Linked DNA regions of Homo sapiens: region 2 is linked to region 1. A link is an interaction called in ENCODE POLR2A ChIA-PET data of the cell type or tissue named here. Cell type or tissue: endothelial cell of umbilical vein. All regions are shown on one strand. Links, peaks and the distances in the headings refer to the core of each region. The heading gives the core; the rest is flanking DNA. Region 1 overlaps WDFY3 (WD repeat and FYVE domain containing 3). Region 2 overlaps WDFY3 (WD repeat and FYVE domain containing 3).

Evidence for each region. Peaks named below come from ENCODE experiments on the same cell type or tissue, not always from the same donor. Only the 100,000 strongest peaks of a DNase experiment are listed, where the experiment ranks them.
Region 2: POLR2A ChIA-PET joins it to region 1 with 5 read pairs; 2 of 35 experiments call an interaction of 5 or more read pairs at or near these places.

The regions. Positions count from the first base shown.
Region 1 is chr4:84,931,086-84,946,893 of GRCh38, forward strand. WDFY3 (WD repeat and FYVE domain containing 3) reads right to left here. Exons shown (of 68, transcript NM_014991.6): 2 at 1,185-1,278. Among named protein-coding and RNA genes, the nearest start is that of WDFY3-AS2, 27 kb to the right of the region's middle. In endothelial cell of umbilical vein, for the core only: no CTCF peak of the experiment used is centred there; DNase peaks (open chromatin) are centred at 6,566 and 7,426; H3K27ac peaks cover 2,196 bases.
Region 2 is chr4:84,710,316-84,726,123 of GRCh38, forward strand. WDFY3 (WD repeat and FYVE domain containing 3) reads right to left here. Exons shown (of 68, transcript NM_014991.6): 46 at 14,111-14,279; 47 at 11,094-11,257; 48 at 8,107-8,255; 49 at 6,581-6,701; 50 at 4,983-5,068; 51 at 2,844-2,924. Among named protein-coding and RNA genes, the nearest start is that of WDFY3-AS1, 78 kb to the right of the region's middle. In endothelial cell of umbilical vein, for the core only: no CTCF peak of the experiment used is centred there; no DNase peak of the experiment used is centred there.

The DNA.
Region 1 (15,808 bases), core at 4,030-12,029:
AAACATAGTATACATAGGGTTCCCTAGTATCTGTGGTTTCAGTCTTCCACTGGGGGTCTTGGAACATATCCCTCTCTGATAAGGGGAGACTATCGCACATGTGGAAGAAGTACTACTATATCTTATTATTAGTTATCCACATTTCAGTAGGAATAAGTGAGACCTTTTTCAGAGAACAGTCTTTAAAACAAAGAAAGCCAATGCAAAGCTTTTAAATTACCATGCCCTAAGCCACAATTTGTCTAAAGGTATCTGATTGAGGAATCAGAGTCTGTTCCGGCAAATCAGTATTGAGTGCTTAGTTAGCCTTTCTTTGGGATCTGGATTATAAGGTATTATGCTTGGGAGGCAGTGGCAAGCAGGCTTCACCTCACAAAGAACAGCAATGTGATGATAGCTAGTTCCCAAAGAGAGAAAGAAGAATGAGATGAACATGCAGAGAAGAGACACTCTGCTGAGAGCCTGCGGGAAATCTGATTGTCTTTAGTCCTGGGTTCTTATTTGCAGTCCAGCTGCATTTCTGTTCTTGGATCCTGTGGCATCTCCTGGGACACTCCAAAAGTTTTCCCATTTTTGGTTAAAATAATTTGATTACTTGCAATCAACAGAGAAACAACATGATCAAAAAGGTACCCTCTCTAAAGCTGAAGAACATTATTGAAAAACTAATAACCTCATGTAAAAAATAAACTTTTTAATAACAACAAAGTAAAGTAAAGCATTAAAACTAAGGGTAGCCACAGTACTCTCAAGGGCCTCACAAGACAGTTTAATCCTTAAACTAGTCACTCAAAGAAACTACAATACAATGGATTAAAGAGTTTCAAAGCATGTGCTTTAAAAACAACTACATTTTTCCAGGAAAAAACAAGAGGAAATTATGCTTTAAAAATATGACTTTCATCATCTGTAGGTACCTACAAGAAAAGTAATATTGATTTAAAGCCAAAATTGAAACTGAAGATAACTTATTCTAATGTAGCCCTGTTTTGGTGCAGAAAACTAAGAGCCAACAAGCAAAGAAGGCTTGCCCAAGCTTACCAGTCATCAGTGGTAAAGGACGGTTGAAACCCAACTCCTGAATCACAAGTCACTGGTCTTGCTGCTGCACAATAACGCAGCAAAGACAATCACAATTCTGTTCCTGGCTCCTTTTTCAACAAAAAAAAAATCCTAAAACTGACCTGATTCTCTGTTCTGGGCTGGCATGAACCTGCTTAGAAATGATAAGAATGGCAGGCACTTTCTTCCTGAAGCAGACGTGGAGAAGTATTATACCTGATGAAGGAAAGGAAAAGAAAACTCAGTTTATGTTCAGAATATACATCATGAGTCATTCATTTTCTACTGATTCTCTTTACCTCCTTACTTGTTGTCTTGCTTGTTTAATAATGGAACATATAGCACTTTATTTAAAATAGATTAAATTTGCTATTAAAGATCCATGAAAAATATAAAGTTATTTAAAGCTGGTCTCTACAGACCATCTGATTTCACTTCTTCATTTTACTGATAAGGAAACTTTGACCTGGAGAAATTATGCAAAGAATCAATGACAACACAGCTACTTAGTGTTAGAGCCAGATTCAGAACTCAACCCTTACCACTTCCAGTCCAGTACTCATTTGTATATCACAGACCACACAGCCTCTTTTCTTGGAGAAAAAATTCATGCTATTTCTCTAGGTGTATTTTTCATGCATCTCAAGATAAATGCGGTATAGAGCTGAATTGATTTGTTCTAAATTAAAATTTTAAAAATTGCTGCCTCATTCAAAGGTCATACTCTAGTCTCAAGTTATTTGGGTTGCCTTATACAGGATATATAAATGTTTCCTTTCATTTACCAGTCAATATTTCAATATGAAAACATTAGCATATGAATCATGAGATCTAGTTTCTTAGGCCTCTAGTAACTCTGCTCTCAACAAGTTCTATAGTGTAGTCAAACACATTTTGGTCCTAAAGTTCTTTAATTCAAAAAGGAGGAGCCTGGACTAATTCCTAGGGGCCTTCTAACTCTAAAATGTTATACCAAAGAATAGCATCATCTTTAATGACATTCGCCTTTTCAGATGAGCTATGTGTTTTTGTTATGTAACTTTATTTGTTAAACTCTTTAATCGTATTATTATAGTTCAAACAAAATCATTCAAAATCATTGAAGGCAATATTGCCTTCAATAGACAGGTAATTATTCAAAAACCTAACCAATAATAACCTAGTTTTGCTGGTTTATCTCATTACCTGGCTGGTTCTATTACAGAAACCCAGCTAGAAGTAGGAGAAAAATCCCTCTTTTTAATTTTTATTTTTAATTTTTACCTGTACATAGTAAATATACAGATTTATAGGGTACATGAGATGTTTTAATACAGGCATACAATGTGTAATAATCACATCAGGGTAAATGGGGTGTCCATCATCTCAAGCATTTATTATTTTTTTGTGTTATGAACATTCCAATTATACTTATTTTTTAATGTACAAATTATTAACTGTCACCCTATTGTGCTACCAAATACTAGATCTTATACATTCTTTCTAACTATGCTTTTGAACCCATTAACTATCCCCGCTCTTGCCCCACCCACTACCCTGCCCAGCTTCTGGTAACCATCACTCTATTCTCTATTTATGAGTTCAATTGTTTTAATTTTTAGCTCCCAGAAATGAGTGAAGACATGCAAAGTTTGTCTTTCTGCACCTGGCTTATTCTGCTTAACATAATGTCCTCCAGTTTCATCTATGTTGTTGCAAATGACAGGATCTCATTCTTTTTTATGGCTGAATAGTATTCCAATGTGTATATACCACAATTTCTTTATCCATTTGTCTGCTGATAGACACTTAGTTTGCATCCGAATCTTGGTTATTGGTAACAGTGCTCATAAATATGGGAGTGTAGATATCTCTTTGATACACTGATTTCCTTTCTTTTGGGTATAAACCTGGTAGTGGGGCTGCTGGATCACATGGCAGTTCTATTTTCAGGTTTTTAGGAACCTCCATACTGTTCTCTATAATGTCTGTACTGATTTGCATTCCTATCAACAGTGTACGAGGGTTCCCTTTTCTCCACATCCTTGTCAGCATTTGTTATTGCCTGTCTTTTGCATAAAAGCCATTTTAATGGGACGAGTTGATACCTCATTGCGGTTTTGATTTGAATTTCTTTGATGATCAATGACACTGAGCACCTTTTAATGCATGTTTGTTTGCCATATGTATGTCTTCTTTTGAGAAATGTCTATTCTGATCTTTTGCTCATTTTTTAAATCAGATTAAGGAAAAGTACTCTTTAAAAGTCTACCTCTTGGGTAGTTTCTAAGAAATATCCTGAATTATTTCCTCAAATCATTGATCTAGTTATTCATCCAATAAGTTTTTACTGAGTCACTTGCCAGATGGCAGATACATACAAGCTTAATGAGACAGAAAGCTTTAAAACAAGATAATTCTAGTGAAATACTGAGTGCTGTTAGGAATTCAGGTGGCAGTAGAGAGTAGGCAGAATTAATGACATGTCTCCTAAATTATGACTTCAGATTATAGCTTATCTTTTAATATATTAATTATTACATACAACAATTATTTGGAACATTTTAAATTCAAAGCAAAATAATAGAATGAACATCCAGATACCTGTCACCCAACTCAAGAACCTAAGGGTAAGTTATTGGTATTGTTCTACTAATTTGTTCCTCCTCCATTCCATGCTCCACCTCTCTTATCCCCACCACCCCCTGTAACCGCAATCCTGTATTTTGTATTTATCATTACTTTGCTTTTTAAACAGTATATCACATAGGTACATCTTCCTGAACAATATAGTGTTCCATTTTGCTTGGTTCTGAAATCTATCAAAACGGTATCAAAATCTATCCTCCTGTCTTGTAGGATTTGGTTTTTTAATTCAATATTACGTTTCTAAAACTCACCCAACGTTGTTGCATATAGTTGTAGTTCATTCATTTTCACTGCAGAATAATACTGCATTGTACAAATATATCACAATTTAATTATCCGTTCTCTTGTCAATAGCTTATTTTCCCCTCCAAGTTTTGTTTTGCTATTATGAACATTTATGTTATGAAAGTTCTGACATGTGTCATGTTCCACATGTGTCCGAGTTTCTCTTAAGTACATGCCTAAGAGTTAGGGAGTAATCTTAAATTTAACTTTTCATGATGATGCCAATTTTTACTTTCCCTAAAGTGTGTTTGGCAATTTATAACTTCACTACCAAAAGGTAGTAGCAGAACTACCACATCTACAGCCTCTCCAACGTGTAGTAATGCCAACTTTTTAATGCTGGGTATAGAATGGCATCTAATTGTGGTCTTAGTTCGCACTTCCTTGTCAATTAATGATGCTGAGTATTTCTTCATGTTTCTTGGCTATCTCATATTTTCTCTCGTATGAAATGCCTATTCATATATTTTACCCATTTTCCTCCTGACTTATTTGCCATTTTCATATTGTTTCATGTGTATTTTATATGTATTTGGATGCCCATTACTTGGTTTTACCAGTCTTGACCAAAAACAGGCAATTGTTGAGATAAGGGAGCAGAAGCAAAAATAGCAGGCGGCCAGAAAACTGGCAACAGCAAGTTAGAGTACCAATGATTTCCTCAACCCATTTTTTAATATAAATGTAATCTACAGACATCTTAAAGTATCAGAAATCTAAAATATTATAAAATCAATCTAGATTTACAATCTTTCATTTTAATATAAACTCAGCCAAGAACAAATGCTACAAAATGATTTCAGTACATTCTAACTACAATATGTAATATAGTATAATTCTCAGGAATCAAGTTTTACACAGGTCACAATTAAGACCACAATTTAAAGTTCCCATTTTGACCCTGACATTTTACATATTTTTACTTCATGCTTTCCTTGCCTCCAATTTAGAGTAAGTCAGTTACATTGTCAGAGGATTAAGTTTAAATGTATATGCACATATGTATAAAAACTAAATTTTGAAATTAAACTGTGTACATTGAAATGCCACAGAAACCTGAATTCCAGACTTAGCTAGATGATTAGCTATATCTCCCTGGCCTATCTATGTCTTCTGAGTTGGTTTTCTTATATTAATACTTAAAATGGAAATTGTGCTGGGTCTTATCATACTCTTTGGGTGGGGAGTGGTGGCTCACGCCTGTAATCTCAGCTCTTTGTGAGGCTGAGGCAGGACTATCACTTGAGAACAGCAGTTTGATACCACACTGGGCAACATAGTGAGACCCCATCTCTACAAAAAATTTAAAAATTAGCTGGGCATGGTGGCAAACACCTGTAGTCCTAGGTACTTAGGAGTCTGAGGCAGGAGGATCACTTAAGTCCAGGAGATTGAGGCCACAGTGAGCTATGAACGTGCCACTGCCCTTCAGCCTGGGTGACATAGCAAGACCCTGTCTCTTTTAAAAAAAATTATTTGGCTTGAAGATCAATGAGAAAATTTTTTTCCAAATAGCCCAGAAAGATTTTGTGGAGTCTCTTTCCAAACTTTATACAAAGTAGCCAGTTAAACTAAATAATAACAAAAAATAAATTTTCAAAATTTTTAACAAGCAGTTTTAGAGTCCTCCTAAGGCCTCCCAGGACTCCTGCCAGGTAATCTGATGAAATGCATCATACAAGAAAAAAAAAATTCAAAAGCCACAGGCAATCAGAAGAGAACTTCCAGAATCTCTCATGACATTTACCTCCCCACCTGAATCTGTACCCTTTCACTGAATTTCAGGATTCACATCAAAATCTAACCCCTCTACTTTGCTACTAGATGTTACATGCCTAGAACACCAATGTCATTGCTCTAGGAAATCCCACTTCTCTCTCCTACGTCATCAATTTCCTCCTTCCAATAAAGCAAAATCACTGGCAAATACATTTCCAATCATTAGAAAACAAACAACAAAACCTCTCGACTCCTTATATGCCTCTAGATGATGGCCAATATCTTTGATTCCTTTTTTAGCAAAACATCACAAGCTTGTACTCCTTGTCTACAATTATACTTCCATTCAAATTTAACACACTCCAATTAGACTTTTACTACACAACATCACTGAAATTCAAGGTCATCAATTACCTGAATATTGTTAAATCCAAAGGCCTATTAGTTCTCATCTTTCTTGACTTATCTGCAGCATTTGGCATGACATATCACATGCTGATACACTTTCTTTTATTGGCTTCCAGAACCAACTCTATTGGTTTCATCCTATCTCATCGACCTCTCCTTGTCAGCGTTCTTTCCTAGTTCCTCCTCTTCTCCCTGACCTTTAAAGTTTAGGTTGTTAGCCTTCTTCTCTAACCCACTGGCAAGTACTATTGACTTTATCTACAAAAATACTGAGAATCTGACCACTTCTCGCCACTTGCATAGTTACTATTTTGGTCAAAGTCTGTATTGTCCCTCACTTGGATTTTTGCCATAGGTTAGTAACTGGTCTCCCAACTTCTACCCTTGTCCTATTTTCAAGTCCTTTCTCATCGAAGTAGCCAGAGTGATCCAGACAACCTAACATAAATCATAAATCGTATAACATCTGCTCCCAAAATCTCCCAGTGGCTTCCCATCTCACTCAGAGTAGGCCATTTTTTTAAAAAATGACATAAAAGAACCTATAAAATTTGGCCCCTATTACCCCTGACTTCATTTCCTACCAACTTCCTTGCCATTCTTTTTACAGGCCAGGCACATCCTTGCCTTGGGGCCTTTATACTTGCTATTCTCTCCCTATATGCTTTTCCAAGAGATGATTACAGTAGACCCTTCCTTATCTGTGTGGGTTGGGGGTTGGATATGTTCCAAGACCCCCAGTACATTTTTCCCCATGCATATATACCTGTGATAAAATTTAATTTATAAATTAGGCATAGTACTCTTATGCTTTGGGGCCATTATTAAGTAAAATAAGGGTTATTTGGATATAAGCACTGCGATACTCTGACAGGTGTATTTCCCTTCTATTCCTATTTGTCTATGTCCTTCCATGAAAATGTAAAATCTATGAGGGCAATGGTTTTGTTTAGTTTAATGCTACAGCTCCAATGCCTAAAAAAGAATCTGGCACATAGCAGGCATCCAATTAACATTTTTTAAAATAAATAAACAGTTACTCTCTTAAGGCTAAAAATGGGAATCTTTCCTAGTTTATAAAACAAGATAATCTAAATAATTGGGGGACAACAACTAGATTTTTGATGTAAAAGAATCATTCTAAAATTTCTTCAAAAGATAATTGATAATGATGATAACCTCAAAATATTTTATTAGACATTGTAACTGATACTTCCATAAATTTGATAAATTAACAAATAGTTCCCCTTATTATTAGGTTTTAGACTCTGGCCGTCCACAGAATGACTCATTTCTTTCCCACTAACTGCTGTCATATTTAACAATGGTTGGCATGCAGGGCCGTAACACCAGCACACAGGAAAATATTACAAAAATGTTCATTCCAAACTGGTTCCAGAGAAAGAACCAAGCTCTTTATAAATGAGGAAAGTCTAAAAATAAAGGGCAGATATTTTTAAATGTTTTCAATATTTTGTTTGAAAATAATTCCAAACTTACAGAAAAGTTAGTAAAAATACAAAAATCACTCATACTCAGATTCAGCCATTACTAATGTCACCTCTTTACTTTTACATTTGTGCTCCTGAGCTTTTACACTTTCTTGCATTCATACACACACATGCACACATACACTTTTTTTCCTGGAGCAAATGAGAATAAACTATATACATCAAGCCCTTTCCTCCTCTTCTTCCAATGTGTGTTTCTTTAGCAATACTTTCTCTTATAAGGAAAGCACAGTGATCAACTTCAGTAATTATAACATTGTTACAATATTTTTATCTATTCTATGGTCTATATTCCAATATTCTAATTTTTCAATTGATCCAATAACATCCTGCATGGTATATTTTCCCCCATTCAGTATAAGATCCAGTCTAGGGTCAGGTACTGTTAGTGGTTCTCTCTTCTATGCCTCCTTTAATTTGGAACACTTCCATAGCCTTTCTTTCTCTTTTATGACACTGACTTTTTTAAGGACCACAGTTCCCTCCCCGCTTTTTAAAGTAGAACATTCCTTATTTTGCACTTGTCGAATGTTTCCTCGTGATTAAATTCAGGTTATGCAGTCTTGGCCAGAATACTACAGAGGAGATGATGTGTCCCCTCAGGGTGTCCTATCTGGAGTCACATGGTGACCATCTGCCCCATATTGTTGTTGGATCGCACCAATGCATAATCACTATATTATCCCTTGCAATTAGTACACAGTCTGTGGGGTGATGCTTTAAGACATCGAAAATATCCTGCTTCTCATCAAAATTTCTCCCTCATTTAGTTATGACTCTTGCCCTACCTAATATCTACTACGCTAGCTACAAAATAATGATTTTTCCAACTCTAAAGCTCAGAGTCCTACTGGAAGAAAGAGCCTTCCTTTCTCCTCTATTCATTCACTTATTTTTATTATCATTATGGATTTATTCCTATTTCTAATGGTTCATAATTTATTATTATACTTACTTGATTATTAAATTATCTCAAATTTGGCTAGCAGGAATGCCAATAGGCTTCTTGTGACATGTTCTTATTTAAAAAAAAAAAGTTTCTATTTTCTCGCATTGAAAAATAATCCAGGCTCACATGGTATGTGCCCTACCCTATCCTAGAATCATCTATTTCTGTGAGGAGCTCTGGTTCCTTTGACTTGAGAATGGTATTACAGAATTCTAATTCCAAGAATTTGGAGTTAGGTATGCTCTTTGCCTCTTAGCCCTTTTACTGGACAGAGCTAGGAAATGTATGAATGCAAATACACATACAAATTTATGTACATATGTCTGTACATGCAATTACATGTACATATATATTGGCTTAAAACATCATGAACTCACTGATACCTTCAATTCCAATCCACCTGCACAGAATTTATTATGCCTTCTCCCACCCCATATTTGTGTGTCTCTCCTTCTTCAGGGAGAACCCTCACTCCAACAACCTCAAAACATTTACTCAATCCCCAATACACCTAAAAAGTCCCAGAAGTGCTATGTCCATATCACTATGAAAAGTAAACCTAATAGAATGAGTTCAAGAGTTGCCTGCAACCCGTCTCTTTCAACTCTACCCAAGCTGACGGTATATGGTTATAGTTATAGCACCATGTTATTAGTAATAAATTACTTAGATTTACTCTTTGTTCCCTCAATGGGGGTACAATACTAATTTAAAATACATTCAGGTTCATTTGTTTCAGTGGATTAGGATTCTCCCCATTTCCGTCCTTATTTTGAATACTGAAAAAAACACACTATGAAAAGCCAAAACTATATTTTTTAAAAAAAGGTTTACTTTGAAGTGTCATTGCCTCCCATAAACCTCTGGCCCCATTACCTCTCACTACCCCTTCTTTTTGTAAAGTCAAGCATATATATGTATGTGTTATTTTCCCTTTTTTCTTACATAAAAGATAGCACACTATATATTCTTGTTTATACTAACCAGCACAATCCAGATTGAAGAAAGCTCTTCCCAAAGCCTTTTATAAGATACAATATCCTGATATCAAAACCAGACAAAGAGATTAAGAGAAAAAAAGACTAGAAATTTCATATTTTTTGTGAACATAAATGCAAAAACTTTTAACAAAATATAAGGAAACCAAATCTGGCAACATATAAAAGGGGTATTACATCATGATGAAGTGCATTTATCCTGGAAATGCCAGGCTAATTCAATATTCAAAAAATTAACATAATTTACCATTATCAATAAAATAAAGATTAAAAACCATATAATCTCAATAGATATTTTAAAAATCACTTGCAAAATTCAACATCTATTAATGATAAAAGCTCTACTAAACCAGGAATAGAATGAAACTTACTCAACCTGATAAACAGCCTCTTTAAAACAGATATAGCTAACATCATGTTTAATGAAGAAAGACTGAATGCTTTCTCTTTTTAACATATACTAGAAATCCTAGCCAGTGCAATAAGGCATGAAAAATAAATAAAAGGCAAAAATGGAATGGAAGAAGTAAAACTGTCTTTATTCCAGGCAGCATGATTATATATATAGATAGAAAACCCCAAAGAGTCTACCAAAGAAACCTCCCTAAGTTAATAAGGGAACTTGGCAAGACTGCAGTATACAAAGTTCAATATACAAAAATCAATTGTGTTTCTACATATTAACAATGAAACAACTAAAAGTTATAGATAAAGAGATAGATAGATAGATAGATAGTACCATTTATAATAGCACCCAAAACACATGAAATGCTGAGGAGTAATTCTAACAAACTGTGCAAAATCTGTCTACTGAAAACTATAAAACAATGATGAAATAATCACTAATGAGATAATCATTGATAACAATGATGAAATAAACCAAAGATGACTTAAGTAAATAGAGAGATACTCTATGTTCATGGATTTGGAGGCAATATATTCAAGGAATCAGTTCTTCCCATATTTACCTATAGATTCAATGCAATCCCAATCAAAATTAGAGTAGACTTTCGTTTTTGGAAATCAACAAGATGACTCTAAAATTTACACAAAAAAGAAATCAAGAATAGTCAAAACGATTTGGAAACAAAACAAAATTGGAGGACTCATATTACCTGATTTCAAGACTTACTAAAAAGCTACAGTAATCAAGATAGTGTGGCAGTGGTAAAAGCACCTAGATCAATGGAAAAGGACAGAAATTCCAGAAACAGATACACACAAACATGGTCAATTGATTTTTGACAAAGATGTCAAGCAATTTAATAGGGAAGGAAAAATTTTTCACTAGCCAGTGCTACAGTAATCAGATATCCACAACCCAAAAATAAATAAATAAATAAATAAAACTCACAAAAACTTCAGTCAACCCACACATCACACACTATATACAAAATTTAACTCAAACCAAATCACAGACATAAATGTACAATCTAAAACTATAAAACTTCCAGAGGAAAACTTCGGGGAAAATCATTGTTACTTTGAGTTAGGCAAAAAATTCTCTAACAGGATATAAAAAGTAAAAACTATAAAAGAAAAAAATGGGCAAAGTGGACATCACCAAAATTAATTTCTGCTCTTCAAAACACAGTGTTATAAAAATGAAATTAAGCCAAAAACTGGGAGAAAGTATTTGTAAAACACATACCAGACTGGAACCCAAAATATATAATGAATTCTTTAAACAATAAAAAAAAAGCAAACTGATTTTAAAAAGAATAAAAGATGTCGACACTTACTTTTAAAAAAAGGATACATACAGCAAACAAGCAATGAAAGCTCACTACCATTATTTATGAAAAGCAAATTAAAACATTTTGAATGCTGCTATGAACATTAGCCTTTTTGTGGACATGTGCTTTCATTTCTTTTATAGATATACTTAGGAATGGAATTTATAGATCCTAATGAATATGTTTGAATTTATGAGACACTAGTTGACTGTTTGCTAAAATGGCTATACCATTTCACCAGGAATGAATGAGAAGAAACTTCTAGTTGCTGCATATCCTTACCAAACTTAACATCATCAGATTTTACATGCATTTGTCATTCACATATCCTCGGTAAAATATCTGTTCAAATTATTTGTTCATTTTTCGACAGGGTTCTTTGTCTTCTTATTATTGAATTGTGAGAGTTCTTTATATATTCTGGTTCATATCCTTTGCCAAGTATGTATATGTTTTGCAAGTATATTTACCAGTCTGTGGCTAACCTTTTTATTTTTTTTTAAATGGTGAAGCATGTTCATTTTGAGAAATTTCATTAAGCTTCAACTTACAATTTGTTTACTTTTACTTACGTATATACAGTAAACTTGAACAACATGGGTTTGAACTGTGTTGTCCAATTATATGTGGATTTTCTTCTGCCTCTGCCACATCAGACAAGATCAACTACTCCTCTCTTCCTCCTCCTCTTCGGCCAACTCAGTGTGAAGACAATGAGGATGAACACCTTTATGATGACCCACTTCCACTTAATGAACAGTAAATATATTTTCTCTTCCTTATGATTTTCTTAATGTCATTTTCTTTTAACTAACTTTCCTGTAAGAATACAGTATATGGCTGGGTGTGGTGGCTCACACCTGTAATCCAAGCACTTTGGGAGGCCGAGGCGGGCGGATCACAAGGTCAGGAGATCGAGACCATCCTGGCTAACACCCAGTGAAACCCCATCTCTACTAAGAATACAAAAAAACTAGCTGGGCGTGGTGGTGGGCACCTGTAGTCCCAGCTACTCAGGAGGCTGAGGCAGGAGAATGGCGTGAACCAGGGAGGCGGAGCTTGCAGTGAGCCGAGATCACACCACTGCACTCCAGCCTGGGCGACAGAGCAAGACTCCGTCTCAGAAAAAAAAAAGAATACAGTATATAATACATATAACCCACAAGATGTGTATAAATCGACGGTTTATGTTATCAGTAACACTATCAGTAATTAAGTTTTGGGGAAACCAAAAAAGTTATATGCAGATCAACTACACAGGAGGTCACTTCCCCTAGCCCCAACATGGTTCAAAGATCAACTGTACTTGAATAAATTTATTGAAAAACAAAACAAAACAAAAAAAACTGCTCTTTAAAGGTGACAAAATCATCATCAACTAGTAAATAGCCTAAGGGTGATACAATTTGGCCTACACATACTAAAAACTGGAAAATAAGTCTTTACACTACCAGTCATGAGCCATTCATTGTGTTGGGTCCCTACCAGAGGCACAGACATAAAGTCTAAAATTAGCAAGGAAGAGTAACTGTTGAAGGCCTCCCTCTTCCAATTTGACCTCTGAATTATAAACATTCCAGATTAGGATATATGGCACTTTTGTTAATTATAGAGCAAATTTTAAATGGAAACTTTAGGTTGATGGGGAAAGCAAAGAAATTCAACTTAAGTATAATTACATGAAAAACTAACTCGTGTAATGATTTTCAATAAGCACCTGATTGTCAAATACATATGCTAAAACAAACAATAAGACTCTAAATATCTTTTCGCTGACTGAATAAATAGCTTTATATAAGTATTATTTATTAGTCTTTAATTATTCCAAAATTATCACTCCTAACTTTAAGAAGCAAAAATCAGCCAGGCATGGTGGCTCATGCCTGTAATCCCAGAACTCTGGGAGGCTGAGGGGGATGGATCACTTGAGCTCAGGAGTTCAAGACCAGCCTCTACAAACCCATTCTCTACGAAAAAAATTAAAATAAAAAATACAAAAAATTAGCTGGGCATGGTGGCGCACACCTGTAGTACCAGTTACTTGGAAGGTTGAGGTGGGAGAATCACTTGAACCTTGAGGGAGGAGACTGCAGTGAGCCAAGATCTTGCCACTGTACTCCAGCCTGGGCGAGAGTCAGACCGTGTATCAAAAAATAAACAGGCTGGGTGCAGTGGCTCATGCCTGTAATCCCAGCACTTTGTGGGGCTGTGGCGGATGGATCATCTGAGGTCAAGAGTTCAAGGCCAGCCTGGTCAACATGGTGAAACAACGTCTCTACTAAAAATACAAAAAATTAGCCAGGCATGGTGGCTAAGACAGGAGAATTGCTTGAACCTGGGAGGCAGGTTGCAGTGAGCCGAGATCACGCCACTGCACTCCAGCCTGGGCAACAGAGTGAGACTTCCTCTCAAAAAAATAAATAAAAATAAATAAATAAATAATACATATAGTCACTGGATGTGGCTGAAAGTCTTAAGTTTTGGGAACTTATAGAATATATTATTACTTCTGTAGTAGACACTTCCTGGAGTAGCTGGAAAGCTTATAATCCTTCCCTTTTCTGTGTCATGATCAATGGCCTTGAAAAGATCAAAAGATAAAAAAGAGGGAGATTCTCAGAATAGCTACTTGAATGAACCTCTCACAACAGGGTCACAGCCTAAAAAAATTCCTGTCCCATGTGTATGTTCACCAGAATTCTGCTAACAAATCAAAATACAAAGCCTCTTAGTAATTGAGTGGATAAGATGACCCACATCACAGACCAACTCATACTCCTCCAGCCAGCCTGGTCCTTGCTCAATAGGTTCATGAAAACCACCAGGTGGAAGGAGAAGCAGTTATGCAAGGGCAAATCTGCACGAACTCATTAAGACTGATGTCACTGTCACTACTGTTGAGAACACATTTGCCTGAGTCCCCCAAAGAGAGACTACTTCTTAGCAGGTAAATTATAACAAACCCTTTGCATTACAGAAATGGTGATGGCTGCTTTTCACTATAAGAAACACCAATTCTGAATTTGTCTCTGCCAGCACCACCATTCAAGATTAAGTGAATGCTTCATATAAATCACACTCACAGGGCCTCTGATCCAGGAACTCACTTCAAATGGTGATGGGCAGATGCCCAGGGACCTCACTAGTCTTATCAAATAGACTCTTATTCAGACACAGCTGTCCTCACAGAGGAGTAATGGCATTTTGAAGCTTGACATGCAAGTTGTTGCGCCACCTGAAACCTTCTGATATTGGGGTGCTGTCCTATAGTACATAAAATAAGCTCTGAACCACCCACTAATATATGATGTCTCCCATCCTCCCATCTCCGGAACACACTGGATGTGGGAACGTGGTGATGGTGGAGGTGGTATATTTCATCTGCTTTCAAAGTTCTGCTTCTTGTCTCAAGAACTCTGGAATCTGTTGATCTAGAAATTTTATTTAGTACCCAAGAATGAAATACTTATACCAAGAAACAAAATAACTGTTTCACTCAATTGAAAGCAGAGTTTTATTTCCTCATAACAATAAAAAAACAAGCAAAAATGGAGGCTATAGAATTGACAGAGGTGACTGCTCCTGACCATCAAGGAGAAGACAGGTTGCTACTGCACACCTGGGGCTAGGAAGATCATGAGAAAAGAACTTGGGGGAATCTCATATTCTCTGGCAGTGCCGTACACAGTGTTAATGTGAGTGAAAGATTATCACAATTCTATACAGTTGGAACTACCAAACCTCAGACCCTTTTGGGAATGAAGGACTGAGTTAGCTTCCTAGAAACAGAACCCTGATAAGCCAGGACACTAGCAGAAGGTAACAGAAATATGTAATCTGAAGTGAAACAGGTTAGGGCTTTGTGCTCAGATGTAAAACTAAGGACTGTGGCCACCATTTATTTCCTTAATAGTCACTGGTGTGTGATAAGTACCCTTCTCTTTCCCTTTAAATACATTTTCTCTTTATTTCCTCTTCCTTTCCCTCAAGCATGCAGATGGCAAGTTGGCAGGAGTTAAATTTAGGTTGTAAAATATCAAGAAAGAATCACAATGGAACCAGGAGGCAGCATGATATCACTCAGAGTCAGTAGCCCTATGGCACTGCCTCTGGATATGGTACTTCAACTTGCTTTTTGCTTTTCTCCCACTGGAAAAACTGCATCAATACATGGGATAGCAGGGTTATCTCTACTAGTGGGGAGGAAAGCAAAGGGAAAGAGACAGGAAAAGCAGTGGTTAAGCTACCAAAGAGTGAGATGTTCTAGACACCTAGGAGGGCTGCCCAGCTTTTGACTTCCCCTTCTTTGGGAATGACCCCCAGCACCGAGGTATATTCCTAGCGCGCTATACATCATAAGTCTGCATACCCTGGCTCTAGTACAGACAGACACCTGATCTGAACGAGGTTAATTTAATCCTTTCATTTTTTGTTTTTTTTTTTGAGACAGAGTCTCGCTCTGTTGCCCAGGCTGGAGTGCAGTGGCGTGATCTCCGCTCACTGCAAGCTCTG
Region 2 (15,808 bases), core at 4,111-12,110, 220 kb before region 1:
ATATTGTATAACAGGAAAGTCATTGCTGTCCAGGTCATTTAAAATTTAAACATTACTTTTTTGGGGACAGCAGACTTCCTTAAAATGTTATAAAATCCTATTTAAGGTTTATCAGCTTTATAATATTGATAATTAATAATTGGTCATGGAACCAGGAGAAAGTATTTATATATTTTCTTTTCTGAGAGGAAATTAATACATTTGTAAACCTTAGATCCTAAACACATCCAGCTCGATGGTACTATTTTCCACTTTGAGATAGTCTTTCCATCAGGCAAATTGAATGTACAAGATACTCTCTTTGGAAAAATAGCCATGATCACTCTTCAACATCGTAAGAAAGAGGATAACTGAAATGGAAGATTAAAGTTGGAAATGAATTTCTGTTTCTTGCCTCTGAGCTCTTTAAAGTTCTTTAAGAACTGCCAACTCAGCACAGGCAGTAGCAAGAACAAAGAAATAGCAAGTTTAAGATTATCTAGGAAGCAGTAGCAATTCGCTTACAAGTAGAAAAAAGGCTCATTATGTTTTTAAGGAAATCTTTCACTTCCTGTATTTATGTTAACAACAACACATATGATTAGGAGCAGAACATGTTTCTGGGGTTAAAAAAAGCATATATTTAGCATTGTATTTGTTAAGGCTTGGCTATAGAAAAATAAAAACAAAACTTAAAGAGAAATACACAAAGTATTTAGATGCACACAGACTGGAATCAAATTTATTTACAAATTACAGAATCTCTAGAACTTGTAAAAGTCATTTTCTTGCATGTTCTAATAATTAATTTACAGCCCCAAAGCACTGCTTCTTTCCAGTCGATTATAAAGGGCTACTAGTTACTGAGTGATATAAATGGAACTGGGTCTACAGATTCTTGAAATGGCTGTGTTACCTAGAAGGCCTCGCTAAGATGAAGCACAGCTATAAGGAGCATAAAGGAATCACTGATAGGTCAGAATACATAAAAACAGAAGTTTAAATGTAAATGTCAAAAAGCAAAATTTAGAGGAAAACTGGGAAATCTGCAACAAATATGACAAGCAAAGGAGTAATACCTTATGGTAGAAAAATCCTATACAAATTGATAAGATCTCAAAGGAAAAATAGGCAAAAGATACGGACAATTTACAAAAATGATTTTAAATGGTTAATAAACATATACAGAGCTCATGCTTACTAATAATCAAAGAAATATACATTAAAAATCAGAAAACATTTTATAAAATCAATAAAATAAAAAAATTAATATACAGGCCAGGCGCAGGGGCTCATGCCTGTAATTCCAGCACTTTGGGAGGCCGAGGAGGGCGGATCGCGAGGTCGGGAGTTTGAGAGCAGCCTGGCCAATATGGTGAAACCCCATCACTACTAAAAATACAAAAATTAGCCAGGTGTGGTGGCGCGCACCTGTAGTCCCAGCTACTCGGGAGGCTGAGGCAGAAGAATCGTTTGAACCTGGGACGCGGAGGCTGCAGTGAACTGAGATGGTGCCACTGCACTCCAGCCTGGGCAACAGAGCAAGACTCCGTCTCAAAAAAAAAAAATAATAATAATATACAAAGTTAGCAAGTATCTATTGAGACAAACTTATCCACTAATAGTACAATATAAACTTGTATAGTTTTTATGAATATCAAGCTGGTTTTGTGTATCAAGAGCCTTAAAATTCCTACTCTTTGTTTTATTAAGGGGACTCTACCACAATAAAATAATGAAGAATCATAGCCGGGCATGGTGACTCATGCCTGCAATCCCAGCGCTTTGAGGGGCCAAGATGGGTGGATCACTTGAGGCCAGGAGTTTGAGACCACCCACGCCAACATGGAGAAACCCCTTCTCTACTAAAAATACAACAATTAGACAGGCATGGTAGCACATGCTTGTAATCCCAGCTACTTGGGAGACTGAGGCTTGAATCAGCCTCAGGCTGGGAAGTGCTCAGCCTGATGCTGAGAATCGCTTGAGCCCAGGAGGCAGAGGTTGCAGTGAGCCAAGATCACACCATTGCACTCCAGCCTGGGTGACAGAAGGAAACTGTCTCAAAAGAAAAAAATTAAAAAAAAAAAAAAAAAAAAAAGAAGAATCACATTTCCAGTCTTATGATAAGAAAACCTGATAAATGCCAGGCACAGTGGCTCACGCCTGTAATCCCAGCACTTTGGGAGGCCGAGGTGGACAGATCACCTGAGATCAGTAGTTTGAGACCAGCCTGACCAACGTGGCAAAACCCTGTCTCTACTAAAAATACAAAAATTAGCCAGGTGTGGTGGCAGGCACCTATTATCCCAGCTACTCGGGAGGCTGAGGCAGGAGAATCGCCATGAACCCAGGAGGTTGCAGTGAGCCAAGACGTGCCATTACACTCCAGCCTGGGTGACAGAGCGAGACTCCATCTCTTAACAATAATTAAAAAAAAGCAAAAACCTGATAAAGATGAAATATCCAAAAATTACATGATGTTTTATATATGTGATGAATAGATAGCGAATAATAGTTATGTTTCTGAATAGTTTTTTAAAGATGAGAGGGAATATTTAAATATAACACTGAATAGAAGAAGCAGAATAAAAACTTGTATTTAGAGTATAAACTCAATCATGCACACAGCAATACTCATGCTTTAAAGAACAGAAGGTAATTGATCAAAATGTGAGCAGTGATTTGACACAGTGCTTATGCATACCTTTTTCTTTTCTTCCTTTAGTTTTCAGTATTTTTTTAAAAAAATTTGCAACCACCAGGGGAAAAACACTCATCTAAAATGTTAAATAATACTGTCCAGATATGAATCATCCCAACTTCACTATTAAACTGTAACATGCAAGGAACAAACCACCTACCCCTGCTCCACACTCGTGTTTGGTCGTTGCCCAGATACAGATTCTGAACTGTCCGTTAGAGATGGCACTACAGCCAAAAACCTGAAAAATTTAAAATAGCGTAAAATTACAAGTGAAGTCTCAGTCAGGATCTAATGGGAAGCCTAAGAAAGGACGATTCGTTTAGATTTTCATAGTTGCGTCTACCCTCCCATAACCCACTAAATGGCAGGCAAAAGGAATATATAAATTTTGGACTTCTCTAAAGAGGAAATAATTTCTTAGCACTGAAAACAATAGCACCTTTAGAAATTAAAAAAATCAGATAAGTAAAAGTGAATCTCAATCACTTTACTTAGCTCTTCCCATATGTGAAAGGAGTTTTGGGTTACCAATCAACATCCACAGGCCCTTTATTTGAAGAACCACCCTCATTTCCCAGGTGCTCACGGGTAATATTACTGTACTGCAATGAGAAGCAATGTTGGATGGTTTAGTTATTCCTCATGGAAATAATCTGAAATATAAAATTTTCTATAATGGAGGGATTGCCAGGATCTGTATCACCCTTCAAAGAACAAGAGAATGCCTCTCATCTACATGGTTAGTTCAGAATAGCCTTATTATTCACACATTCAAAAGAATTATCTTTTAAGTACCAGAGATGTGTGTTGTTTTTCCTTTTTTAAAAAATTTATAGGCTGTGTGTGGTGGCTCACGCCTGTAATCTCAACACTTTGGGAGGCCGAGGCGGGCAGATCATGAGGTCAGGAGATCGAGACCATCCTGGCCAACATGGTGAAACTCCATCTCTACTAAAAATACAAAAATTAGCTGGGTGTGGTGGTGCACCTTGATATCCCAGCTAATTGGGAGGCTGAGGCAGGAAAATTGCTTGAACCTGGGAGGTGGAAGTTGCAGTGAGCCGAGATTGCGCCACTGCACTCCAGCCTGGTGACAGAGCAAGACTTTGTCTAAAAAAAAAAAAAATCATTATTATTTTTTGAAACAGTGCCTTGCTCACTCAGGCTAGAGTGCAGTGGTGTGATCGTGGCTTACTACAACCTTGACCTCCTGGGCTTAAGCAATCCTCCCACCTCAACCTGCCATTACAGGCATGTGCCACCATGCCCGGCTAATTATTTTCTTTTTTATAGAGACAGGGTCTCACTATGTTCCCCAGGCTGGTCTTTAACTCCTAGACCAAAGTGATCCTCCCTCCTTGGCCTCACAAAGTGCTAAGAATATGAGCGTGAGCCATTGCACGGCTTGGCCTGTTTTTCACTTAAAAGGTAAATTTTAAATATAGTTTATTAAAGATAAAAATATGCTTAGATTAGATTAACTGCTTTATTTAGCTATACTACTTTTTCAAGGATGAAGGTATCCAACATCCCTTCCATGGCCAGAGAAAAGTCCCACATGAATTAAATTTACTCAGTCCTTGCATTCAATAGCAAGAAACTGCATTGGCTTCATTTTGGTAAATACAAAGAAAGCTTATTTTGAAACTAAAGTTTTATTTTTGGCCGGGCACGGTGGGTGGCTCACGCCTGTAATCCTAGCACTTTGGGAGGCCGAGGTGGGCAGATCACAAGGTCAAGAGATCGAGACCATCCTGGCTAACACGGTGAAACTCCATCTGTACTAAAAATACAAAAAATAAGCCGGGGATGGTGGCGGGTGCCTGCAGTTCCAGCTACTCGGGAGGCTGAGGCAGGAGAATGGCGTGAACCCGGGAGGCGGAGTTTGCAGTGAGCTGAGATCATGCCACTGTACTCTAGCCTGGGCGACAGAACGAGACTCCGTCTCAAAAAAAAAAAAAAAGAAGAAGAAAAAAAGAAACTAAAGTTTTATTTTTAAAGCTACAGTTTCATCATCCTTTGTATTTAGAGACACAGGACTTAGTGATAAAAGTAGTTTTTGATGATCTCTACTATAAGTTACCAGAAGGAAAAATGGTATGTCACAATAGAATTGCACCATTTTAAAAGTCAGAAGAATAATTGTTTCAAGAGGGTGGCAAAAATAATATAAATTATTTTCTTCAAAGATGTTGGCTCATTGATCTAGATTTTTAAAAACCAGCAAAACTGAGAAAAGATTCCCCCTCCCATATCTTCCCATAATAGTATACAAAGTGTTCCGAATAAACAAGACCTTTGATAGACTTTGTTTCTGATTCCTTTCTGAAAAGCAAGGAGGTAATTCCGTCCATCTCCAGAGAAAACTTCCACAGCAATAGGCTGAAATGATCAGAGAGAAAAACATTAAGAAAAAACAGAAGTTCACAAATAAAATTATATATTAACTTTTCCACTATAAATTTCTACAATGTTCAAGAAGTTAATCTGCGGCCGGGCGCGGTGGCTCATGCCTGTAATCCCAGCACTTTGGGAGGCCAAGGCGGGTGGATCACAAGGTCAGGAGATCGAGACCATCCTGGCTAACACAGTGAAACCCCGTCTCTACTAAAAAATACAAAAAATTAGCCGGCCTTGGTGGCGGGTACCTGTAGTCCCAGCTACTCGGGAGGCTGAGGCAGGAGAATGGCATGATCCCAGGAGGCAGGGCTTGCAGTGAGCCAAGATCGCGCCACTGCACTCCAGCCTGGGCAACAGAGCGAGACTCTGTCTCAGAAAAAAAAAAAAAAAAAAAAAAGAAGTTAATTTGCTAACACTTTTAGAGTCATGAATTCCCTGCAGATTAAGCTACACAATAAATAGATATTTCTTATTCTGCTCAATTTATTTCTAAAGTCTTTAGTAACAGAATAAAAAAAGTAATTATAATTTTATAATTATAATTTTATAAAATTATAGTAAGGATGTAATTTTTATATTAGAAGAAAACTAAAATGTTGATTTGGATAGCTACAGGGAAAGATGGATAACAAAGATAATTACCCAAATTTTAGGCTGTGTTTAAACAAGAGAAATGCATTATACAAAATTATGCATCCACATGACCTGAGTCTGTCTATAACCATATCTAAGGATTATTCTAAATGCAGATCCTGGCCAGCCACGGTGGCTCACGCCTGTAATCCCAGCACTTTGGGAGGCCGAGGCAGGCGGATCACGAGGTCAGGAGATCAAGACCATCCTGGCTAACATGGTGAAACCCCGTCTCTACTAAAAAACAGAAAAAAATTAGCTGGGCGTGGTGGCAGGCGCCTCTAGTCCCAGCTATGCAGGAGGCTGAGGCAGGAGAATGGTGTGAACCAGGGAGGTGGAGCATGCAGTGAGCCTAGATCGTGCCACTGCACTCTAGCCTGGGTGACAGAGCAAGACTCCATCTCAAAAAAAAAAAAAAAAAAATGCAGATCCTATTGAGGGTTTCCATGGCATGTATCAATTTTAAAATAATACATTTTCGGCCGGGCGCGGTGGCTCACGCCTGTAATCCCAGCACTTTGGGAGGCCAAGGCGGGCGGATCATGAGGTCAGGAGATCGAGACCATCCTGGCTGACACAAGGAAACCCCGTCTCTACTAAAAAAATACAAAAAAATTAGCCTGGCGTGGTGGCGGGCGCCTATAGTCCCAGCTACTTGGGAGGCTAAGGCAGGAGAATGGTGTGAACCCGGGAGGCGGAGGTTGCAGTGAGCTGAGATCATGCCACTGCACTCCAGCCTGGGCGACAGAGTGAGACTCTGTCTCAAAAAATAAAAATAAAAAATAAAAAATAAAATAAAATAAAACAATACATTTTCAGAATAAAGAAACATGATAAAACAGTACTACTAAATTGACTCACCTGCAGGAGATATCTCCTTTTATGAACTTCCTTGATATCTTCATATGCAAAAATGCTGCATGTTCTCTTGAGTTGACTAGGGCCTTGCCTGGCTCCTCTAGGAATAATAGGCTCATGCATACTACAGGCAGCCAAGAGAAAAAGCAAATAAAAACACAGCAAGGGATAAATTCACTGTTCCATAAAGGGCGTGCTAATTTTAAACACATGAACAGGATGGAGGAGTAATATATATCAGAATTTTCAGTTAAAAAATATATTTACAAGAAGAATTTGTTAGCTACCTGAGATACAAGGAACCCCCTTTGATGAATATAATTTTAAAAATCCCCTTATTACTGTCAGGACCAAGTTATCTACCAGACATGGTTAGCACAGTGCCTCAGCTCACATATTTTGGGGCCCAAGAAAATGTCTTAATTTCTTTTAAAAATCAGAAAAAAAATCAACTTTTAGGTAGAAAAACACATTTTAATATAAGATTATATTTATACCATTAGCCACAACATACAATTTTAAATATTTTTGTATGGAAAAAGGACCCACGAAAGACTTCATGTGACCCTGATTGTTGTTGACAGTAATTATTTGAAATATCTCCTAGGAATGAACTACAGAAACAATGTCTGTGTTCAAGGGTGCTAGGAAAATGTTAAAGGAAGAGAAGCAGCCTGTTGATCTTCTAAGCCCTAAGCTTCTTAACTTTCTTCTAGGTTGGTCTGTCTCCTGAGTTTTCCACTACTCACTACCACTTTCATCACAGGACTGGTAGAAGAAAAGGAAGATGCCTACAACTCAGTCAGTAAATCTCTGCTAATGCTTTAGTCATGCTGTTTCTAGGGTGCTCCGAGTACCTGATGATGCTCTTTCATTTTTAAGAGTATTCTTCACGCCTGTAATCCCAACACTTTGGGAGGCCGAGGCGGGCGGATCACAAGGTCAGGAGATTGAGACCATCCTGGCTAACATGGTGAAACTCTGTCTCTACTAAAAATACAAAAAATTAGCCTGGCGTGGTGGCGGGCGCCTGTAGTCCCAGCTACTCGGGAGGCTGAGGCAGGAGAATGGCATGAACCCGGGAGGCGGAGCTTGCAGTGAGCCGAGATTGCGCCACTGCCACTCACTGCACTCCAGCCGGGGTGACAGAGTGAGACACTGTCTCAAAAAAAAAAAAAAAAAAAAAAAAAAGAGTATTTTCTCTACAATTGTATATCTGCTATATTTTTTAAAAGGACCATTTATAAATTCAGAATAAATTTGTAAATATATACATTATAATATAAATAACTCAGAATGCACAGAAATAAATGTTATTTAGCTTTCATCTTGATAAATAAGCCAAACATTTTCATTATTACCTTAAAATAACTGAATATCATCTTTGTGAATATGTAATGATGAATGCACACAAACCGAGAGATAACATTACCTAGAACACAATTTTTTGATTAAAAAAGAAAACTGCAAATACATTTTCTGTCTTCTAAAGATAGCCATACATTATGTCTCTTCATTCATTTACTTACTTTGGAGGTAAGGTTTCAATATCTCTTATTTCCCTGGTTGCTGTCATGGTAAATCCATCAATCACATAAAAATGCTCTTTACCAAAAAGAAGGAGCCCCTCACTGGTATCTAGGCCCTGGACTCGAGCACAGCGGTACATGTGTTGGATCTATAAAGAAGCCCACAAACATTCATTAATATAGGCTTTTTGTAAAGATCAATTTTTGTTAGACTACTACGGCATCCCTAGAGCTAAGCATATTAAATCAGAGTTTAAGCATATTGAGAAGATTAAGCTTAGATTACAGTCTGATTTACATCTGACTAGAGTAAAACTAAACAATTCACTCATACCCATCCACTCATCTGCCAATCCCATCTCTCTCAATATTCCGGGTGTACTTTATGTAGGCCAGGCAAACATGCGCTAGCTTCTAAAAGTCAAGAACATTAGATAAGGCTCCTGCTCTCATGAAGGGAGACAGACACAGCAAACTTGGCAGGAAAGGGAATTGAGGCATACATGTAAGGAGATTAGAATAGGATTGTGTTCTATGTGAGGCAAGATGATACAGAGTGAAAATTGCAGGGCCTGCTAACTCAGGGTAAATTTCCAGTTCTGCCACTTTGTAGACTGGGTCAAGTTTCTTAATTTCTCTGAGCCTCCATGTCTTTTTTTGTAAGTTTCTAATTGGCTTGTTGTGAAAAATAAGTGAGATAATGTACATAATCAGGTTAGGAATTATTGGTTGCTTTCTGTTCCACACAGTTTACCTTCTTTTTCCATCATACCCCCTGGAAATGGAACTGTAGAATTTGTTTCTATTCATTCCCCACCTGGATTCTGCTCCCTGGAGACTACTGTACTATTGCAAAAAGCCAAGCTTGGCAGAAGTTGTATTTTCCTCATAGGAAGGAGCATTGCTAAATCTCTCAAAGTAAGTATTGTTTTCTCCCAAAGGGCAGTATCTAATTCTTTCTAAAAACTCTTTCTTGCTTAAACTTAGTTCAACATGAGTCAAGACAAAAATCAGCAATTAAATCAGAGTCAAACACATGTCAGTTTGAATACACTTCCTGCACTATTAAAGCAACCAGAGCAAAAACTGTACTCATGAGATTAAAAGTTTTAAAAATGAAAGCATTGTAATAGGTTTTCTAAAATATCTAAATATAAGTCAATTTTCATTGCTACATTTGATCAATCCTGATGTACTTTAAAAGTTTCTCTATTGCAGTATATTTTATGCATATACATACATACATACATATATTATATATAAACACATACATATACACACACACACAAAATGTTTATTTCCTAAGTGTATGGCTGGATGAATTTTCAAATGCTAAAAATTTTGTGTGACCAGCATCCAGACCAAGAAACAGAATGCTCCCCAGTTCCTAGAAGCCTCTCTTGTGCTTCCTTCATACCTGGTGTACTTTTATAGTTACATGATCTTTTCTAATGTATTGTCATTCAATATTAATTAGGGCATACATTTGAACGGAACTGTTTTGATTATACTCAAATTTCTAGTGACTACTTCTTAGAGGGTAAGAACTCAAAGGTTATACCAAGATCTAATATAATAGGCAAAAGAACATCCTTTAAAAAGGTGATATTCATGACACATTCAAGTCATTCATTCCCTTGTTTATTAAACCAATCATTCCTTCATTCAAAGGTTTACTGGTTGTCTATTATGCAACTGGACCTGTGTAAGGCAATGAGATAGAGATAAGACACAGTTTGCCTATAAGGAGCTCGACATCTAGGACGAGAAAGAAAGATACTGGAACAAGTAATTATGACATGATAATACAGAGTGATATATATAAGGCATCATGAAAGTATAGAGGAAGGGTATGCAACCAAGCCTGAGTAGCAAAAGAGTCAAAAAAAGCTTCCTATGTTTGAATATTACAAACATCCAGATAAATGGGATTATAACACACAGGATTTATTAGGATAAAGGTTATGCAAGTAAAAGGAAGGGGGCATTTTGGCAGAAAAAAACAATATGAGTGACACGGTTTGCATATGTGTCCCCTCCACATCTCATGTTGAAATGTGATCCCCATTGTTGGAGGTGCGGCCTTATGGGAGGTGTCTGGGTCATGGGGGTGGGCCCTTCATGAATGGCTTGGTGTTGTCCTGGCGGTAATGAGTCCTTACTCTATCAGTTCACACAAGAGCTCCTTTTCTCACTATGTGACAAGCCTATTCCCCCTTCATCTTTTGCCATGAGTTAAAGCTTTCTAAGGCCTCATCAGAAGCCGAGCAGATGCTGGTGCCATGCTTGTACAGCTTGTAGAAGCGTTGAGCCAAACAAACCTGTTTCTTTATAAATTATCCAGCCTCAAGTATTCCTTTATAGCAATGCAACATGGACAACCACAATGAGTAAAGTGCAGAGTGGAAAAAAAAACACAACATGGTGGGTGTAATGAACTCCAAGGTGTACCAGGCTGCAGGGGCTCAGGCTACAAGACAGAGTCAGTGGAATGAGACCAGAGAGGTCAGCAGGGTATTGGAGGTTGAGCAAGAAATAGGAAGGTGATGTCTTCTGTGAGTGAAGGAGAGCAGGGGCTAAATAATCCAAGGCTGGAGGTGACAGTCCAGATTGGCTGAAGCCGCTTGTAGGTTATTACTGGAATTATGGAGATGTAGAAAAAAATACAAGGCCAGATTACTGAATAGGCTGTCTACATGGATTTGAAATAGAGAATTATGGCAAGATCTGTGGTATAGAGGAAGAAAGAATTAGATGCCAGTTGTTAACACTGTATCTGATAAAATCTTATGCTGTTTAATGTTTCAGGGTATGAGAAAACCCTTACAGATGAGAAAAGTAGAGTACTGAACCCAAAAGGCTGCTTAAGCTGTATTTTATTACCGAGGCTAATGCATTTACTTTCCACAGCTACCCTATCAACTCATCTTGTCTTAATAATATGTTACTGAAGTATTTACAATCCTTACTTTTCAGAAGCACAATACCTTTTCTCCTTCCTCTAACAGGCGCAGTAAGGTAGCATTATCTGTTTTCTCCTCCTCTTCTATGGAGCTGCCCTCAGCAATCTGGTCTTGTAGCTGCTCCTGGTTCTCCTCATCTCCTCCATCAGGTGCAGATCGGGAGCGTTTTAGAGGAGGCTTGACCAAACCTACAGTATAATAACCAAGAGGGCCATGTGGCATTGTAAGGACCTTGTGGGGAAGCAGTTTAGTCTCATGTAGTTCCTTCTATAGATTTCCAATTTGAGACAATTTTGGAAGGTATAGGGAGGTAGCACATTCAGTGGTTAAGAACATAGTCCTCTGGAGTTAATGACCTTGGAAAATTATTCAACTTTCTGAACCTTAGTTTCTTATCTATAAAACTGGGACAAGAGCCAGGTGTGGGCAACACAGCAAGATTCTGTCTTAAAACAACAACAACAACAACAACAACAAAAAACATGGTACAAGTACACTATCTTAGAGGATTGTTGGAGGACTAAATTAGGTAACTCATGTAAAGTGCTTAGCATTATGCTTAATGCATAATAAATTCTCAATAGTGTCAGGTAATGATGATAACAGAAAGCTATAATAGTAAGAATGGTATAGCTTAGGTAGGTGTCATTAAGGGGACACCATGAATAAATAATCAATGATTGTCACAAAAATAAAGACAGCAAATTATAAACATGATTACGACTGGGTGCAGTAGCTCACACCTATAATCCCAGCACTTTGGGAGGCCAAGGGGAGCAGATCACCTGAGGTCAGGAGTTTGAGACTAGCCTGGGCAACATGGCAAAACCCCGTCTCTACTAAAAATACAAAAATTAGCTGGGTGTGGTGGTGCATGCCTGTAGTCCCAGCTACTCAGGAGGCTGAGGTGGAGAATCGCTTGAACCTGGGAGGCACAGGTTGCAGTGAGCTGAGATCACGCCACTGCACTCCAGCCTGGGTGACACAGCAAGACTCTGTCTCAAAAAAAGTAAAAAATAAACATGATTACAAGATATCCCACCTACTTGGAGGGCTCTTGAAGACTATTTCATGCCTCATTTCACAAGTGGCAGTATGGCTTTTCATACATGAATTAATTTGATCAAAATACCAGGTCAGAAAGAACAGAATTCTTTATAATACAAGGACATATAATGTAATTTGCAGATTAAGGAAACATTTTACTACCTACATTTTGACAACTTTTTAATAATCACAGTACGATAATTTAAAATCAGTTGACAGTAACCAGTGAGGACCCAAAGTATGAGAAGTCCTTAAAATGCATGCCAAATCACACATTTTGATTAAATTAATATTCTTTGTGCCATCCAAAGTAACACTATACCTGCCTGTTACAGTTGCTCTAAGCACTTTGGAAAAGCACAAGTCAGCCTGAGTCTTATCCTTTGAATATTACTTATCAGAGGTTCTGCTTTGCCTTGAGAAGAGCCTTGTTTTCATATTTGAACAAGTGTAATAAGTAAGCAAGAGAGATCAAATCCTGCAGAGAACATCCACAAGGGGTGGAAAGCTTACAGCTGCTTTATTTTTAGCTTAATGAATCAAAACCTCCATTTCTATGTCTAGCATAATACCCTGTATATTTGCGCTTTTAGCTCAATTAGAGATTAGGAAAATCAGGCCAGAGAAGTTAAAAGCCAATGACCTAAACACAAATAATCTATCAAACTCTGTGAATTATACCTTGGCTTGTATCCAGCAACAGCTTTGGACCCAATTCAATAACTATGCTGGTGCAATGTCAACAAAATTAGAAGGCTTTAATCTCTGTTCAACTACGAACAGTTTCAGTGATTTCATGAAAATGTTGGATCAATTATAAAATGTTTAGTAAGTCATAGTCATCACATGAGAGAACAGGTATGTCATAACAACAGGAGAAACTGATCACAATCTCAATAGTGTTTTTTGTTGACACAGTCATATACTATCAGTTTTTAAAACAATCTGAAACTCATTTTTAATTTATTAACTCATTAAAACTTATTTTTAATTTATTAGTTTTTAATTTTAAAACTAACTTTTACTTAAAATCTTAATTTACACTTTAGGGCTTTATAGACTATGCAAAGACTTTTGAATTTGTGGTGAATCAGAGGCTTACAAAGATTAAAACAATGGATTGATTTACTTACTCAGTTGAACTGATTGAATCCTCATTCTGTGCTAGTCATGTGTCAAAATTTATAAAGTGAGAAAAAAAATCTGTCTTTGAGAAAAACTCATAAATTAGAAAGTGGAAACATACAGCAGTGAAAAAATCACTGAAACTGCTATAACAGACATGAGCGAAGTATTATCAGTGAACAGAGGAGTTGGAGAAGACTTTAGAGAAGGATGATTTTATATATGACCAGTGAGTTTAAGACTGAGTAGGATGTGTTAAGGTAGGGATAATGGAGAAGCTGTAGAAAAGAAGAAACCATTTCAGGCTCAAGGCACCACATGTAAAAGTACAGAATCCGAAAGTCTATGGACATTGTAGTCCAATTCATCATCTACTCAGCTCCTAAAGTTTAGATCTGGGATAATCTCTCTCAACTCATAGGAAGAAAGACCATTATTCCTTACTATTGGCTAATATGCACTAATGACAGGTTTAGTTTTAATTTCATAAATATTTATTTAGTTATTAAGCCCTTAAAATATCAAGTGCCAAGGCACATGTTCTCAATACCTCCTGATGCTGTGTCATGAAAAAATACATATGTGTATTAAAAAAACTAAATATCAAGTGCCACTGAGAATTCTGAGAAATACAATTAAAAAACCATTAAGCCAATGGGCACGTGATATTCATTTGTAGGCAATAAACAAGAGCAAGTCTTTTTAGTTCTGACAAAGAAATCAATCTTTAAGAAGGGTGAGATGGTAAAATGTGTATGGATATTTTTAAAGTTGGCCCTACTATTTATAGTTGCTCAAATTTTTGTATGAATTCAAATACAAGAATGTTCCAAAATCACTTTTAATCAAAATCAAAAAGGCAGGCTGACCTTTGACTTTAGCAATAGTGTCTTCCCCATGCTCTGGTTCTTGCTGAGCAGCTTCACCTTCTGAACTCTCCACAATGGCGTCTTGGACAATGGCGGGATTGCCAGAGGCCAGTCGCATGTAGTACTCTTTACTGTCATAACTTACGGCTCTTCTATATCGAGCAGGTTTCTAAGAAATGACAAAAGAAAATGACTCCGATAACTATCACCAAGAATTAAAACGTAATATTCTTGAGGGAAGGTATGGTGTCAAGGTGTGTTACCTTTTTAAAGGGGCTTTTCATAGACTGTATGTATATACAGTAAATCCACACTTTTGGGTTAAGTTTCTCTATTTTAAAATTCTATTGATTTTTTAAAAGACATACATAAAACAACAATATTAGCAGCTTTGTTCTTCCTGAAATAATCTCTAGCCAAAAAATGTTTCTGTGTTAGTGCAGTGTGTCTTCTTTGGTGTATGAGAAAACCTCCCCATCCGGTAAAGAGAATGATCACTGTTGAAGAGCATCAAGCTGCAAACAGCCTGTCTAGTCTGTGAGGAGCCTGGAACTTCACTTCCACCCCAAGTGAAGTAATTAGGTCAGGCCTAAAGGTCCACACACTCAGAATAATCGGTGTGAGTGTGTAGTTCAAATACTTGGAGGTAGAGACTCAACTGGCCTATTCTTTCCTATATTCCCAGGTTTCACTGAGAATGGCCAAAATCTTCTTCAGATCCTTCTGAGAGTCCTGACCCAAAAAGGAATCAAGAAGTTTTATGCCAGGTGACACTCTGGTTAGCTTGCCACTGCAAGCTGCTATCTCCAATTTGCTCATTCTCATTGTCTGTTGTGTAAAGGAATATGATCCATAACTAACTCAACTAAATGAGTATTTGATATACTCATTCTTAATGAACATACAGCAGTCCATTCTGAAGAAGAAATTAATTACCTAGAAACATAAGGATTTGATGTTTTAGAACATGATACATGAACATTTCTTTTCCTGATTAGCCTTTATTCTCAAAACAGGTTCTCCAACTGACTTAAATTGTTTTCCCCTTAAAATCACGGAAGATGAGAAACTAAGATCTAAAATATCCTATAAAATATCAGACAGAGGGAAAAGTTTGTATGTATATAGGTTCCTCGGATCGGAATTAGACCCAGACTATGGATTAATAATTTTAAAAAGATGAAATCTGAAACATGCTTTAAAACCTTCCCCTTCTAAATATGACTTTACTTTCCTATAAACAAGAATATATAATTTTAAAAATTTTACTACCCGTCTACTCTTCAAACTCAAATAATCAATATGCATCATTTACAACAATGCCCTTTTCAAGCAACATTTTTTTTAAGTGATTTCCAACTAAAGTGGAAAACAAGTGTCCTTTGGGTGAGACATGTAGAATGAGATACTGAACCAAATTTTAGATAAAAAGATAACTAAGTCAAGCCACATTAACCTTCTTTAACTTCAGGTACAGAGCAAGGAAATAAAGAGAGTTGCCAGTGAACTGAGGAATGATATACAGCAAATGGAGACTGAAAATATTACTTGACATAGCAAAGTATTAAAATGATGTACAATATTACAATTTGGAGGAACTGATGGGTAAACAAACAAGAACACTGCACTATTTTTGAAACTGAAAGGAAGGTCGTAGATTTTGTACCATAAAAATTCTTTTATGTGAGGTATTTTCAA